Linked DNA regions of Homo sapiens: region 1 is linked to region 2. Evidence: chromatin loops called from intact Hi-C (ENCODE). Cell type or tissue: pancreas. All regions are shown on one strand. Each heading gives the region's core, and the rest is flanking DNA. Links, peaks and the distances in the headings are about the cores only. Region 1 has its middle 32 kb from the start of OCM2. Region 2 overlaps LMTK2 (lemur tyrosine kinase 2).

Region 1 (7,957 bases), core at 1,978-6,977, 150 kb after region 2:
TATTTATGTATTTATTTTTTTGAGACAGAGTCTTGCTGTGTTGCCCAGGCTGGAGTACAGTGGTGCAATCTCAGCTCACTGCAACCTCTGCCTCCCAGGTTCAAGCGATTCTCCCACCTCAGCCTCCCAAGCAGCTGGGACTGCAGACACGTACCACAACACCTGGCTGATTTTTTTTTTTTTTTTGAGACAGAGTCTTGCTGTGTTGCCCAGGCTGGAGTGCAGTGGCAAGATCTCGGCTCACTGGAAGCTCTGCCTCCTGGGTTCACGCCATTCTCCTGCCTCAGCCTCCCGAGTAGCTGGGACTACAGGCGCCCGCCTCCACGCCCAGCTTTTTGTATTTTTAGTAGAAACGGGGTTTCACCGTGTTAGCCAGGATGGTCTCGATCTCCGGACCTCGTGATCTGCCCACCTTGGCCTCCCAAAGTGCTGGGATTACAGGCATGAGCCACAATGCCCAGTGAAGTGAAACACTTTGTATGCTCTCCCTGCTCCAGAGACAGAGGCCACTTCCCAAAAAGACATGAGGCCACGGACACGCAGTGAGCTGGCAATCTGTGCTTAGTTTTATTTCCTGGAATTGGCAAGGGGAGTCACTGCTCTCAATTGGACATCGAACTTCCAAATGGTGAAAAATGAGGGTTGTGTGTATATCATGGGTATCTCTGTGTGTATGTGCGTGTGTGTGTGTTTGTGTGTGTGTGACAGAGAGAGACTCTGAGAGAGAGAGAGATAGAGATCGAGTTTGGCGGTTGGGCACAGTGGCTCACACCTGTAATCCCAGCACTTTGTGAGGCCGAGGCGTGTGGATCACTTGAGTTCAGAAATTTGAGATCAGCCTGGCCAGCATGGTGAAACCCCATCTATACTAAAAATACAAAGATTAGCCGGGCATAGTGATGCACGCCTGTAATCCCAGCTACTCGGGAGGCTGAGCAGGAGAATCGCTTGAACCCAGGAGGCAGAGGTTGCAGTGAGCCGAGATCATGCCACTGCACTCCAGCCTGGGCAACAGAGCAAGACTCCGTCTCAAAAAATAAATAAATAAAATAAAATAAAATAAAATAAAATAAAGAGTCTGGGGAGCTACAGAGAGGGGATAGCAGAGTTATTTCGCCCTGGGCTGTAGTCATCCTTGTTGAAATCTGACTTCGTTCATTCCATGGAATTTGGGGAGGGGGGTGTATATGGAATAAATGTGTCTGGGATAGCTGCATTCAGCATTGCATACACCCAGCTAGGGAGATGGATCACCTTCTCAGGACAGCTTGATCCAGCTGCCTGCTTGGGGTCGGAAGCAAAGACAAACCGGGACCTCCACAAGAAGTCCCATCCCCTGGATACAAACAGGGGGAGGGTGGTGGCAGCACCTGGCTTCTTACTGCATGCAGGTATCAGTTGGCCACGGGAAGCCCCATTTCAACACCTTCAGAGGCCATCTGTCAAGTGCAACTATTCTAGATCCTACAGCTGTGATCACATGCACTGAGTGGGTGTGAAGAGCTGGGCGTCCAGGACTTTCCAGCCCAACCCCGCAGGGTCTTTCTTCTTGGCCCCAGTCTCTGGCTTCTGTTGACGTAGCTGCGAGGACAAGCTCTCTTTCCCCACATTCAGGACTGTCACGCCATCCACATGCAGTGTGAGGTCGGCCTTTCCTGGGGTGGTTGAAGAATCAGTGTGCAATTTGCAGTTGACCTTTATTATTATATTATATTATATTATATATATTATATTATATTATATTATATTAATTTAAATAGAGACTATGTTGCTCAGGCTGGAGTGCAGTAGCTATTCACAGGTGTAATCCCACTGCTGATCAGCACGGGAGTTTTGACCTGCTCTGTTTCTGACCTGGACCGGTTCACCTCTCCTTAGGCAACCTGGTGGTCCCCTGCTTCTGGGAGGTCACCAATGAATGCCAAACTCCTGGGATTGAGCGATCTCCTCACCTCAACCTTCCAAGTAGCTGGGACTACAGGCATGAGCCACCACACCCAGCGCAGTTGACATTTCTTATGTGCACCCAGAAATGTCATCCTGGTGACCAAGGAGAGTATATGATGCCCCCTGCTTATAAGAGCCCAGTGCCCACACTATAATGGGGTTACCAAGTGTCTATCAATGCTCAGACAAAAAGTCTTCCATGAGAAGGAGTGAAGCTCAGCCAGGCACAGTGGCTCACGTCTATAATCCCAGCACTTTGGGAAGCAGAGGAGGGAGGATTACTTGAGGCCAGGAGTTCGAGACTAGCCTGGACAACACAGTGAGACCCAACCCCCGCCACACACACACCCAAAAATTAAAAAATTAGCCTAGCACGTTTGCAAGTGCCTGTGGTCCCAGCTACTCAGGAGGCTGAGTCGGGAGGACTGCTTGAGCCCAGGAGGTCAAGGCTGCAGTGAGCTATGATAACATCACTGCACTGCAGCCTGGGCAACAGAGCAAGACCCTGCCCCTAAAAAAAAATTAAAACATTAATAATAAAAATAAAATAAAGATCACCCAGGCAGCTTAAAACTCAGGTTATCCCTGTGATCAGTGCTGCAAGGTATTGACCATTAGCATTGACCAGTGTCTTCAAGAAGCTTCCATCAGAGGCTGCAAAATGGTACCCACAGGCCAAGCCCGGCTGTAGATTGCCTTGACTGGCCCATGAAGAGTTTGAAAATAATTGTAACTAACTGCCAATATTCAAACATTTGGAGATTTCCTGTGGAAAAAAAATTCTGCATTTTCCAATTCTCTGGCCACGCGGAGCCCGCATTCGGGCCTAGTAAGTGCCCAGGAGCTGGGCTACAAATGCAGCTACCCCCTTTAGAGTTGGCCTTGGTGTCCACAGGCCTCTCTCCCAGGGGCGGGTCTGCTCAGGCCTGTGGACACCTCTCCAGCCCTGCTGGAAAAGTGCAATTCCTGGAGTGTGTTCTGACCAGGAAGGACTCCTCAGAGCTCCTGAGGAAGGCATGGGCCCCTGGCCTGAGGCTCACTGCAGCTGTCCCAACCCTGTCACCAGCTCTGGGCTGTGGTTTGGTTTGGTTTGGTTTGATTTTAGAGACACAGTTTCACTATGTGATCCAGGCTGGAGTGCAGTGGTGCAATCATAGCTCACTGCAGCCTTGAACTCCTGGCCTCAAGTGATCCTCCCACCTCAGCCTCCTGAGTAGCAGGGACTATAGGTGCCCACCACCACATCTGGTTCATTTCTAAATTTTTTTGTAGAGATGTTGCCCAGGCTAGTCTTGAACTCCTGACCTCGAGCAATCCTCCTGCCTCAGCCTCCCAAAGTGCTGCAATTATAGGCTTGCATCACCCCACCTGGCTGATTTTTATTTGCCTATTTATTTATTTATTTATTTTTGAGACAAGGGTCTTATTCTGTCACCCAGGCTGGAGTGCAGTGGCACAGTCATAGCTCACTGCAGCCTCAAACTCCTGGCCTCAAACGACCCTCCCACCTCAGTCTCCTGAGTAGCTGTTCATGCTCAACACCTGGCTCATTTTTAAGTTATTTGTAGAGATGGGATCTTGCCATTTTTCCCAGAGTGGTCTTGAACTCCTCCTGGCCTCCAACGATCCTCCTGCCTTGGCCTCCTAAAGTGTTGGGATTACAGGGGTGAGCTGTTGCACCAGACCCCAGTGTTTGTCTCTGAGGGACTTCCCCACACATGACCTCACCTGACCTTCAGAGAAACCATCCAGAGGGAAAAGGGACAAGGTCATTACCTGCGCAGGGAGAGCCCTTGGGCCGGGTAAATGGCGCAAGGTATGGGCTGAAGCTTCCCTTGGGGAGGGAAGGGACATAGGTCATGGGACAAGGTGATGTGGCCTGGACACGGTGGGGCACTTTCTCATCCTGGGTGAAAGTAAGGACGTAGGAAGGATGGGAGCATGGAGTAATAGCAGAGTGGGTGACATGAGAAAGTGGAGGCCCGGCCTGAAAACGGAGGGGGACAATGGTGGGAGGTGATGGGCGGTGGAGATGCCAGCCCGGCCCAGCCGAGACTCAGAGCTGTGGCAGCGGCGCCCCCTGGTGGCCGTGATGGTGCCTGCTTCCCCTTCCCTGGAGATTTGATGGCAACATCACGGGAGAAATGATTCAAAGCTGAGCAGGTGCCAGGCACCGTTCAATGTACACGATACATGGGTGTTTCTCTTTTAAATTTTTTATTTAAAAGATTATTTTAAAAAATTTTAACGGGCAATTTTCCTTGGGTCTTGAAGTCATCATTTCTTTTTCTTTTTTTTTTCTGAGAGTCTCATTCTTTTGCCCAGGATAGAAAGCAGGGGCACAATCACAGCTCACTGCAGCCTCGACCTCCCACCTCCCAGGCTCAAGCAATCCTCCCACCTCAGCCTCCCGAGTAGATTGGACTACAGGTGCACACCACCACGCCCACCCAATTTATATATATTTTTTGTAGTGAGGAGATCTCACTGTGTTGCCCTGGCTGGTCTTGAACTCCTGTGCTCAAGTGATCCTCCCACCTCGGCCTCCCAAAGTGCTGGGATTACAGATGTGAGCCACCACGCCCAGCCTGCGTGGGTGTTTCTACAAAATCTTAAGTATCTCTCACAGCAACCCTGTGATTGCCACTATTATCACTATCCCTTTTCACAGCTGAGGAGACCCAGGTTCTGAGAACTGAGGACCGTGATATATCCTATGCAGTGCTATACTGGGATTTGAGAAACCCAGGCCCACCCAACCCACTTCAAAAACAAAGGTAGGCCAGGCGCAGTGGCTCACGCCTGTAATCCCAGCACTTGGGGAGGCCGAACCAGGTGGATCACTTGAGGTGAGGAGTTCGAGACCAGCCTGGCCAATATGGTGAAACCCTGTCTCTACTAAAAATAGAAAAATGAGCCAAGCATGGTGGTGGGCGCCTGTAGCCCCAGCTACTCGGGAGGCTGAGGCATAAGAATTGTTTGAACCTGGGAGACGGAGGTTGCAGTGAGCTGAGATCGCGCCATTGCATTCCAGCCTGGGTGACAGAGCAAGACTCTGTCTCAAAAAAAAAAAAAAATGTAGATCCAGCAATTCCACTTCTGGGTAGATGCTCCAAAGAATTGAAAGCAGGGACTCCAGCTGATATTTGTGGGATTTTTTAACCTCTTTTTTTTTTTTTTTTGAGATGGGGTCTGACTCTGTCCCCCAGGCTGGAGTGCAGTGGCAAGATCATAGGTCACTGCGGCCTCAACCTCCAGGCTAAAGCAATCCTCTTGCCTCAGCCGCTCAAGTAGCTGGGACTACAGGCATTCCCCACCATGCCCAGCTAACTTTTTTATTTTTTGTAGAGATGGGGTCTTGCTATGTTGGCCAGGCTGGTCTCAAACTCCTGGCTTCCAGCAATCCTCCCACCTCAGCCTCCCAAAGTGCTGGGATGACAGGCCTGAGCCACTGCACCCGTCCTCAACAGATATTTGTACACCCATGTTCATTGCAGCATTATTCACAATAGCCAAGAGGTAGAAGCAACCCAGGAGTCCACCTACCAATGAATGAACAAAATGTGTCTGTCCATACAATGAAATATTATGTAGCCCTGAAAAGGAAATAAATGCTGACACCTGCTACTGCATGGAGGAACCTTGAGGACATTATGCTCAGTGAAATCAGACAGTCACAGCTGGGCGCTGTGGCTCACACCTGTAATCCCAGCACTTTGGGAGGCTGAGGTAGGAGGATCACTTGAGCCCAAGAGTTCAAGACCAGCCTGAGCAATAAAGTGAGACCTCATCTCTACAAAAAAATTTTAAAAGCCAAGTGTGGTGGTGTATTCCTGTAGTCCCAGCTTCTAGAGAGGCAGAGGTGGGAGGACTGCTTGAGCCAGGGAGGCAGAGGTTGCAGTGAGCAGAGATCATGCCACTGCACTCCAGCCTGTGGGACAAAGCCAAACCCTGTCTCAAAAAAAAAAAAAAAAAGAAGAAGAAGAAGAAAGAAGGGAAGGAAGGGAGGGAGCGGAGGAGAGGAAATAAGTCAGTCACAAAGAGGCAAATATGGCCGGGTACAGTGGCTCACACCTGTAATCCCAGCACTTTGGGAGGCGGAGGAAAGTGGATCACTTGAGGTCAGAAGTTTGAGACCAGCCTGGCCAACATGGTGAAATCCTGTCTCTAATAAAATACAAAAAATTAGCTTGGCATGGCGGCGCACGCCTGTAATCTCAGCTACTTGGGAGGCTGAAGCACAAGAATCACTTGAACCCAGGAGGCAGAGGTTGCAGTGACCCAAGATTGTGCCACTGCACTCCAGCCTGGATGACAGAGTGAGACTCGTCTCAAAAAAAAACAACAAAAAGGCCGGGCGAGGTGGCTCATGCACTTTGGGAGGCTGAGGTGGGTGGATCACCTGAGGTCAGGAGTTCAAGACCAGCCTGGCTAACATGGCAAAACCCCGTTTCTACTAAAAATACAAAAAAATTAGCCGGGCGTGGTGGTGCGCGCCTGTAATCCCAGCTACTCAGGAGGCTGAGGCAGGAGAATCGCTTGAACCTAGGAGGCAGAGGTTGCAGTGAGCCGAGATTGCACCACTGCACTCTAGCTTGGGCAACAAGAGCAAAACTCCAAAAAAAAAAAAATGGCAAATACAGCATGATTCCACTTATATAATGTACCTAGAATAGTCAAACTGATAGAGACAGAAAAAAAGTAAAATGTTGGTTATCAGAGCCTGGGGATAAGGGGGATGGAGAGTGAGGGTTAATGGGGACAGTTTCAGTTTGGGAAGATGGAAAAGTTCTGGAGATGGATGGTGGTGACAGTTGCATAATATTTTGTTTATTTCTCTCTCTGTCTCTCTTTTTTTTGAGACAGAGTCTCGCTCTGTTGCCCAAACTGGAGTATGGTGGCGCAACCTCGGCTCACCACAACCTCCGCCTCCCAGGTTCAAGCAATTCTCCTGCCTCTGCCCCCTGAGTAGCTGGGATTATAGGTGCACACCACCACACCCAGCTAATTTTTGTATTTTTAGTAGAAACGGGGTTTTGTCACGTTGGCCAGGCTAGTCTTGAATTCCTGACCTCCTGCCTGCCTCAGCCTCCTAAAGTGCTGGTGTTACAGGCGTGAGCCACCATGCCCAGCCCGGTTGCACAATATTTTTGATGTAATAAATGCCACTGAATTGTACCCTCAAAAATAGCTAAAATGGCAAATTTTATGTTATGCATATTTTACCATAATTAAAAAAAAAAAAAAGCAAGTGTAGGATCCACTCCCAGCCGGGGCTCTGGCCCTGCCCTGGCCCCACAATGGAGGAAGGTGCTTCTCTCCCATTAAGGTGGACACGCATTGACCAGGATTTTGAGCATGTGGTTTTTCCCTTCCCTAGCCCGGGCCTCGACCTTCTATGACAATCCGCTTTCCTCTTTCATGTGATTTTACTTTCCCAGACTGGAACATTCGCTTTCTGTTCACTTTACTAAACGACTCTTAGACATCCAACCCCTCTCTGTCCTCTCTCTTCCCTGAAGCTTCCTTGGCACACGACACACCTAGGCAAGCCTGGGTGGGTAGAGGAGTGGTTCACCCCATCCCTGGAACAGGCTCAGGGGCTTTCGGGCATAAAGGCCTCCTCCCTGGCTTGATGGTCAACCTGTGCCCAGTGTCACATCCATCAAATGACTTTGTATTTCCCAGCTTCTCTTCCACCCCCACTCTCTTGGGAGAGGTCAGGCCCTTCCAGCCCAGAGTAGGGGTCAGTGTGGACCTGGGATTTGATGTATACTCTAAACTTGGAGAAAAAAAATGGTTAAAAAGTCCCCCAAGGGCAGCAGGAAATCAGGCTCTGTCCCCAGATGCATTTGTGACGAAAGGGATTAGACTCTTTGCAGCTCCTGTTAAAACCAGCCACCGCGTCCATAGGTTGATCCAAGAATTCTCTGCAAAGTCTGTAAAATTCCATCCTTGGTCTTGCTTGCTTTAATGACAGTCTTTCACATTTTTGTCCTAACGTGTTCCT
Region 2 (7,957 bases), core at 1,890-6,889:
CCCGGCCTCAAGGATTTTCTTTAACTTGAGTTTTAGAACTTGAATAAAACCCAAACTATGTGATTTACTCATCATCTTTACTTGCTCTAAAGTCCACAAACTTTGAAATTAAGTAAAACTTTAACTTGAAACTCACAGGAAAATACTATTTACTCTGATATCTTTGCCAATTTAAAAAATACAGATTCTAGTTGTCTTTGATAATTTTACATTGCTGATTCCAATATTATGCTCTTTTAAAATTAAACCCCCTTCTCCAAAATTTAAGAATTCCTATACCAGTATTAGTAATTATCTGCATTTTGTAAGATATATTAACAATATAAATTATGCTAGATAACAGCCTGTTATAAAAGACATCAAAAGCTAAATGTAGGCTTTCTCCATTACGAAATCTTTATAAAGCTTCATATAAGGGATTCTGCTTTGGGTCTTAAGAAACTGGTAACTTTTTGAGTCTTTAAAAAAAAAAAAACACTTTACCAGAATGATTTGTTTACTATCGTAAATCAAACAAGATATAAATGTGTAAGAAGAAGGTTAATAATTTTCCTCTGTCCCCCCTTGAAGGAATGTTGACAGTCTGATAGGCACGGTACTTTTCCACGCCTGTTTAAGACACACACACCTCTAGAAATACGACCAGGTGTTTTCATACTTAAGAAATGGAATCACACTAAGCATATTACTGTGAAATCTGCTTTTTACAAAAAAGAATACTTCAAGCCAGGCACAGTGGCTCACACCTGTAATCCTGGCACTTCGGGAGGCTGAGGCGGACGGATCATCTGAGGTCAGAAGTTTGAGACCAGCCTGGCCAACATGGTGAAACCCCATCTGTACTGAAAATACAAAAATTAGCCAGGCCTGGTGGCAAGTGCCTGTAGCCCCAGCTACTCGGAAGGCTGAGGCAGGAGAATCACTTGAACCCTGGCGGTGGAGGTTGTAGTGAGCCGAGATCACATCACTGCACTCCAGCCTGGGCGACAGAGACTCCGTCTCAAAAAAATAATACATAAATAAATAAAAAATAGAATACTTCATACACATCTCTTCAAGTCAAGACACACAGGTGTTCCTTTTTAGGTCAATGGATTACTAAGAGTTAAATGATTTACTTAAAGTTGACTAAAGAAATACTGCCTGGTTTCCCTGGAGACCTAAGAAATAATTTTAAACGTATTGTGTTGTTTTTAAACATAAAGCACAGCTCAAAAGCCTAGAGGAGAATAAGCAGAAATCTCCTTTTGGGTTCACAGAACAGACTCCTCATTTGAGACGGGACTCCAAGTCCTTTGGTGTTTTAATTACGAAAATCACCATCTATGATCTTAACAAAATATAACGTGTTCCAAAGAACTACGGTCATTCAAGGCGTGAACCCGGGAGGTGGAGCTTGCAGTGAGCCGAGAACGTGCCACTGCACTCCTGCCTGGGCGACAGAGCAAGACTCCGTCTCAAAAAAAAAAAAAAAAAAAAGAACTATGGTCATTCAAGTGGGGCCTGAAAAGCTGCAACAGAAATGTGCTACACAGATCGCTGTGCTGCTCACAAGCAGCCCCTGACTACCCACCCGGGAGCGGGGGGCCTCATCAGATCGGATCCCATGACACCTCTGCTTCCAAATGGGCACCTGAAGCCCACCCTTCAGCTGGCCAGAAACCAGTGCTATGACCTTGTGCAAACAGAGGCTGCTGGCCTAGAGATTCTCTCTTCCTCTCTCAGGAATGTGAACTGGGATGCACCATGAAACCGGGCGGGTGGCACCAGAAGCCTAAAGCTGGTGTGGCAAGGATGAAACACGCGAGGTGTCATACGGTGGATCGGGACTGTTTACTCCCAACTCTGAGGCAGGTACAACTATTCACATTCTTTGAAATGCTGGAAATAATAAATGTATTAAGACATCTTATTCCCTGGTACTGGTTTCAATGAAGCCCAACTCAACCCTTATCCGGACATGGGTAAGAACGAGATCGCTTCTACCTACATGAGCTGGGTTCATTCTGCCACCTCCTGTCCTCCTTAAGTTTCACAAACTCGGCAGCCTCTCTGGACTGTCCCGCCGGTGCTGTGTGGGGCGTGCACCGCTGACGCAGGTACCCACCTGTGCAGGAAGTGCAGCTTGTGCATGGCGGCCAGCCCCGCGGCGACCTCGCACGCCATCCTCTGCAGCAGCATGGTCTGTGAGTCCCCCCGCATGTGCTCCTGCTCGCTGCGCAGATACGCCTTCAGGTCACCCTGCAAAAGTCAGCCCGTGTGAGTTTCCAAACGAGCCACAGGAATAAAGTGAGCGCTTAAATACGTGCCTCGGTGAACACTAACTGTTAAGATTATTTATTAGAAACTTCTTTTGTTCATACTTAAAGAAGTTCCAACCCAATACTGCGAAAGTATAGAACACTATTATGCTTTTAGGAACATTCTAACTAGTTAACATCTTTGTCACATAAACACATGGAACACAAAACAGTTTAAAAAAAGATAGTTTTGCAATGATGCACATTTAAACTAAATGCTGTGTAGAATTAGAGAAACTCCCAGGTTACCTAGGAGATGACACGGAGAGTGTAAGAAATGGTGCCACTCACACTGCCTGTTCTATGGACTCCAGGCGGCCCCTGGGCAGTGAGCGCTTCATCACGAAGGCGCCGTGGTTACTGCCAAAGCTTGGAGGAGCAATGGAGCGGGAGAGAAGGAAAGAAAAATGGGTGGGAAAGGAGAAGTCCAGGTAGTGCAGCAACAACTGTTTCAGGTCTCCCCCAGCTTCCCCAGGACCCTGGGCTATCCTGAGACGGTGAAGAGAAAGAACATTTCAGCCACTCCAGAAAAACTCACCACGTTAACAAGCCTACTCTTCAAAGGGGAGCAACCTGAGCAGGAAAATAAACAAACTTACAGTCAGATGCCCAGCACATGGCCATGACACTGCAGGGCTCCCCAGGCCTCCTCCAAGACTTCCCTGTGTTACGCTGTCTTTATTTCATGATTTTCATTTAGGATACTATGTTTTTGGGAGTTTACCGTGTATCTGTTATGGGGAACACCTTCTGAGGGAATAAAATCTTCCATATTCTCCTTACCATATGATTAAATATTTATTGATATGATTTCATTCCAAATTAAAGTTTCCTCGAATCAGTTAATAAAATTTAGAAAGCAAGCCAATAGCTTTCAGTGTTCTTTAAATCTGAGTCAAGAAAAGACGGCTGGAGGCGGGGAGCGGGAAAAAAAAGAAAAAAAAAAAAGACTCCTGAGGAAGGGCATTTTCCTTGACCAACTAAAGAGTACATGTCTTGTAACTGTTACTGAAGATAGCCAATTTATCAAATACCTCCCAGAATAAAACCTTAAAACACAGTATTCCTTTACAAACATTTACCCACATTTAATACTGAGTACATTCTGAGGTAACTTCTAGGTCCACTCCAAGAATCTAAATTTGTTTCCATTCCCAGTTTCCAAGATCTTTACATGAGTGATAATGTTGATATTAATAGTTGCCACCATTTGTGCTTTGAGCCCTGAGCCAAGCGTTATGTTAGGAGTTTTTGCACTTGTTACTGCAAATACAATATGAGATGTTTACCAGATATGGAACTGAGGCTTAGGGAGGGTAAGAAATTTGCCCAAGGCCACAGAGCTAATAAATGGTAGGGCTGTGCTTCTACTTTTCGGCTTACCAACTAGTCAAGAAAGGTCTATTTAGCAAGTGAATTAAATCAGTATGCAGACAACATCAATGTATTTTATAAGAATGAACATAAAATAACTGAAGGTCAATCCTATCAATCTGCTGGGGTCTCCCAAGCGTCATGTGACTGCTCTGCCAGGGGAGCAGTGGTCTTCCCTCGGTGCCGTGCACCTGGCATTGCTGTCCTTCATACATTTCCTTCCAAACGTGGTGCCTTCTCCTTTGTTTCCAACGAAATTAGAAGCCACTCCAGAGGAGAAAGAGAAAACTTTTTTTTTTTTCTTGTAAAAACATATGCCCCTCCATTCAGATTAGGCTCTGTGGAGCTTGGGAGTTGTAAGGATAACAAATGATTCAGAAGACAATTAAATTCACCCAGAAAAATTCCAGCAAAAAACTCCAGGACTACAGGCAGCTGGGAGTTTCATAAGGTAGCCCATAGAGAAAGTAAACATGAAAAAAGCTTAAGTCTATCTACATTACCAATGAAATGGTAATGAAATTCTTCTGCCTAACCCCTCCGCCACCAATACCCATCTAAGGAAAAACTTACTCTCACACGAAAACATGGTTTTGCTGGGCTGAATCTGGCCAATCCTAAAACCAACAGCAGCTGCTGGCAGGCAGTGAACTGCCACCCCAGCCATGAAGGCAGAGGAAGCGCAGAGCGGGCGTGGCTGCTTCTCAAGGGTATCTAAAGTATATTCACCACACTCACTGTTCTTAAAATGTCTTCTCTCCATAATAGCCCACTTCCCAAATTTCACTCAAAGACAGAATATAATCAACAGAAAGGGATTTTACTTAAGAATAGATAAAATCAGTACATTCCAGGCAAAAATATCTTTAACCCAGGAATAGGGAAGAACATCAAAGATTACTGGAGGCCCCTGGTCATGGTTCTCATGGTTGAGACTTGTCATGGATTGTGTAGGATCCAGGGTTAGTTCTATGTTTCAGAAAGGTCCATAGAGCTCTCCTGGTACCACAGTTTAAAAGAAAAAATCAACATAAAATCTTTAATTAGAGTAAAAATGTTTATGTTAAGCAAGTACTAAAATTTGATTCATTCTATCCAAAACAGACATATTATCTGATTTATTTGTACTTTAATGGTGCTTAGTGAATAGACATGATTATTTTGGTCCATTATTTAAAGAAAAAAGCTCACCAAGAATAGCAATGTATTCTGAATTAAAATAAACATTCCTTTATCCAAGTTTTAAAAATTTCTCAGCTTCCCAAAACCCCCCAAAAAACTCCCGAAGGAAAACTTAGGACACTAGATGGCAGCAGAGCGCTACACCAAGCTCTCCATCAGCAGAGCAAGTGACCTGCAACGCCCTGGTAGAATGAGTCATTCAAACACCTGTAAATAGGTTCCTCGCAAGCCCGCTCCTCAATGCTGACATGAATGGCCAGGGAGGGCTTTATATAGCTTTTCTGCAGGACACTAGGAGCAATTAATTAATTTCAGTACTGTGTAAAAAGTCAACAAGTAAATAGCTTTAGAACTGAAAAATTAAAGTCATTTATATGTTTAATAGGATGATTCTGGGGAAAAACATAATCTTCAATAATTTTATTGAAAGGATGAAAGAATGATATAGACAGCGCAACACCCCCGCTTCTGCTAATGAAATAGAAGACATGCAGACTGGGGCAGCTGACGCCGCCACGCCTCCGCGAAGCCCGGGGCCTCGCTTCCCTCCCAGCAGCTCTCTGCCTGTGTCTATTTTTTCTCAGCACCACTGGTCCCCCCGCCCACTGGCATCCATAACCTTATACATCATCTCCTCTTTGGTTGCCATGGATTCTTCGTCTTGTGCCTTTCTAAGCTCAGTCCTCTCGAGAGTCCATCTCTTCTCTCTGCTCTGGCCCCAAACACCTCCCAGGTAAACCCAGCCCTCCCCTCCCCAGCCCTCCACTTCTTTCTCCTTTCCGTAGTTAAACTCCTCAGAAGCCTGGTCGGTCCTGGCTCCTTGTTCAGGAACCCCTTGCCACCATCAGAAGCACTTGCATCCACCATTCAGTGGCAGCTGCTCTCGCCAGGCCTATCAAGGAGTGACCTGCCCACTTCTCCCCAAGCACAGCTGGTCGGGTCTCATCTCACCAGCATTAATGGAGACCGGCCCGTTCTTTCCTTGCTTAAACATGTTCTTCACCAGCCTTCGGGCACCGCAACCTCCTGCGTTTCTTCTTATCCCACTGGCCGCTCCTTCCTCGGCCCCCCCACTGGCTCTCCCTCCTCTCGTTGATCCGTAAGGACCCTGGAGCTCCGTCCTGGTCCTCAGTCCTGGGGGCGCTCCCCGACCAGGGGTTTCAGCCACCCCATGGCTTGAAAGCCCATGCCTCACGTACAGCTCTCTGGCCCAGCCCCTCATCTCCTGACTCAACTTCCCTCCCTGTATGCCTAAGAGCCCTCTGGCACAAACCTCTGCCAGTCTCAGTAAGTGGCATCGCCGTTTTCCAAGTGCGTCAGACCAAAAGTGAAGATGTCATTTGTGAGTTCTGCCTCTAGGCAGCCACATCCAACCCGTCACCAAGTTCTGGGTCTGTTTTCAAACTACCTCCCATGCCTCCGCTGCTGTGGTATTGGTCCCAGCACCACCCCACCTTGAGGACACACCTGCGCCAGTCTCCCTGCGGCCTCCCTGCATCCATTCGCCTGAGCAGCCAAAGCCAGTCCCTGAAAACATAAATCCAACCGTGATAGCCTGGGTTCCTCCCTGCTGTTTTATTTCCTTGTCTGTCTCTACCACTAGAAAGCAAGCTAGACATGGCTAGGACTCCGTCTAGTTCCCTATTGTGTCTCTAAAACCTAGAACAGTGCTGGGCACACAGCATGTGTTTAATATTTGCTTAATGAATGGGAGAAAAAAGAAAAAACACTTAGGCAGACATTCTAAATGATGCCCTACAGGTTAAAGTTGGGACAACTGTTTTCCCAAAGCCGCCCCACCCTATCATTTCCATTTAATAATCTAATAAGAATGAACTTAGGAGTAAATCTGAAATTTCACATTTTTACTGGGCTTTTAAATTTATTACTTCATTACTCTGGACATTAAAGCTAGCCAAAGACACTTAATTTGGGAAAATAATATTCTTTAAGTAAAATCTGATTCTCTTTGAAAGTTTATCTTTGTATAGTAAATGTTACTTTGAGAACAGAGAGTCTAAATTATTCCAAAATTCTGTTAAAATACAGTCGTGTGTCACTTAACACTGGGGATGCCTTCTGAGAAATGTGTTGTTAGGCAATTTCACCATCGTGCAAACATCACAGAGTATACTTACATGAACCTAGATGGTCAGCCTACTGCACCCTGAGGCTACAGAGGGTGGTTTCTTGCTACAGCCTAGGCTTCAAACCTATAGAGCATGTTACTGCACTGAAAACAGTGTAAGCCACTGTAACACGATGGCAAGTATTTCTGTATGCAGCCTTGACCTCCTGGGCTCAAGAGACCCTTAGACCACACTAAATCTATATAAAAATTTTGTCTTTCTCAATAATATACCTTAGCTTACTGTAACTTTTTTACTTTTTAATTTTTTAAAACTTTTGAGTCTTTTTGTAATAACACTTAGGTTAAAACAAAAACACATTGCACAGTTGTACAAAAATATTTTTCTTTATATCCTTATTCTGTAAATTTTTCTATTAAAAGTGTTTTTCTTTTTAAACTTTTACAGACAACAGTGAGGCCCCCATCAGCCTGCCCAAGCACCATCGGAGGGCGCCAGAGAACCTCTGCTGAAATCACAGCTGCCACTCCGTGTGGCTCCAGCGCTCCAGCTACAGGTGCACACCTTGGTTATAAGCAGCGATGACCTGTCACTGCAGCAACAGGGGAGAAAGAAGACAGCACCTAGGAGCAGTGTGGCCACACACATGGGGAAGCAGTGCTGATGGAGGAAATGCAGGGGAGGGAGAGCAGGCACCAGGGAAGACCGGAAGGGCCTGGCCAGAGGCAGCCGAGGCAGACTCAGCAAGGGCCAAGGCCGTAGTGCCCGGGCTGCAGCCAGGCGTGGGGAGGGCCAAGGCCATTGGCAGGGCCCCAGCACAGGGCCGGGCACTGGAACAGGGCAGACGCAGGGACTGGGAACGTACCCCCGACCCAATCACCCCCACACCTCAACCCATGCGGTTGTCCAGCACAGGCCTCCCCTCTGCTGGCTCTGGTCAGGGACCCCATCCACCTGTGCCCCCAGCTCTCCTCACGCCTGTTCCACCGTGACTCTGTGTCCCCTCTCCTC

What was found. A loop is a pair of places that touch in the nucleus more often than their neighbours do. Peaks named below come from ENCODE experiments on the same cell type or tissue, not always from the same donor. Only the 100,000 strongest peaks of a DNase experiment are listed, where the experiment ranks them.
Region 1: it touches region 2 in a loop (9-fold over the local background); 105 of 110 quality-filtered maps call a loop at or near these places.

Annotation. Positions count from the first base shown.
Region 1 is chr7:98,017,774-98,025,730 of GRCh38, reverse strand. No RefSeq gene overlaps it. Among named protein-coding and RNA genes, the nearest start is that of OCM2, 32 kb to the right of the region's middle. RefSeq lists an enhancer at 2,443-2,942. In pancreas, for the core only: a CTCF peak has its summit at 4,038 (motif pointing left); a DNase peak (open chromatin) is centred at 4,010.
Region 2 is chr7:98,165,825-98,173,781 of GRCh38, reverse strand. It overlaps LMTK2 (lemur tyrosine kinase 2), which reads right to left. Exons shown (of 14, transcript NM_014916.4): 7 at 2,108-2,241. Among named protein-coding and RNA genes, the nearest start is that of BHLHA15, 42 kb to the left of the region's middle. RefSeq lists enhancers at 7,208-7,723, 7,724-7,957. In pancreas, for the core only: a CTCF peak has its summit at 4,963 (motif pointing right); DNase peaks (open chromatin) are centred at 2,121 and 5,901; H3K27ac peaks cover 2,988 bases.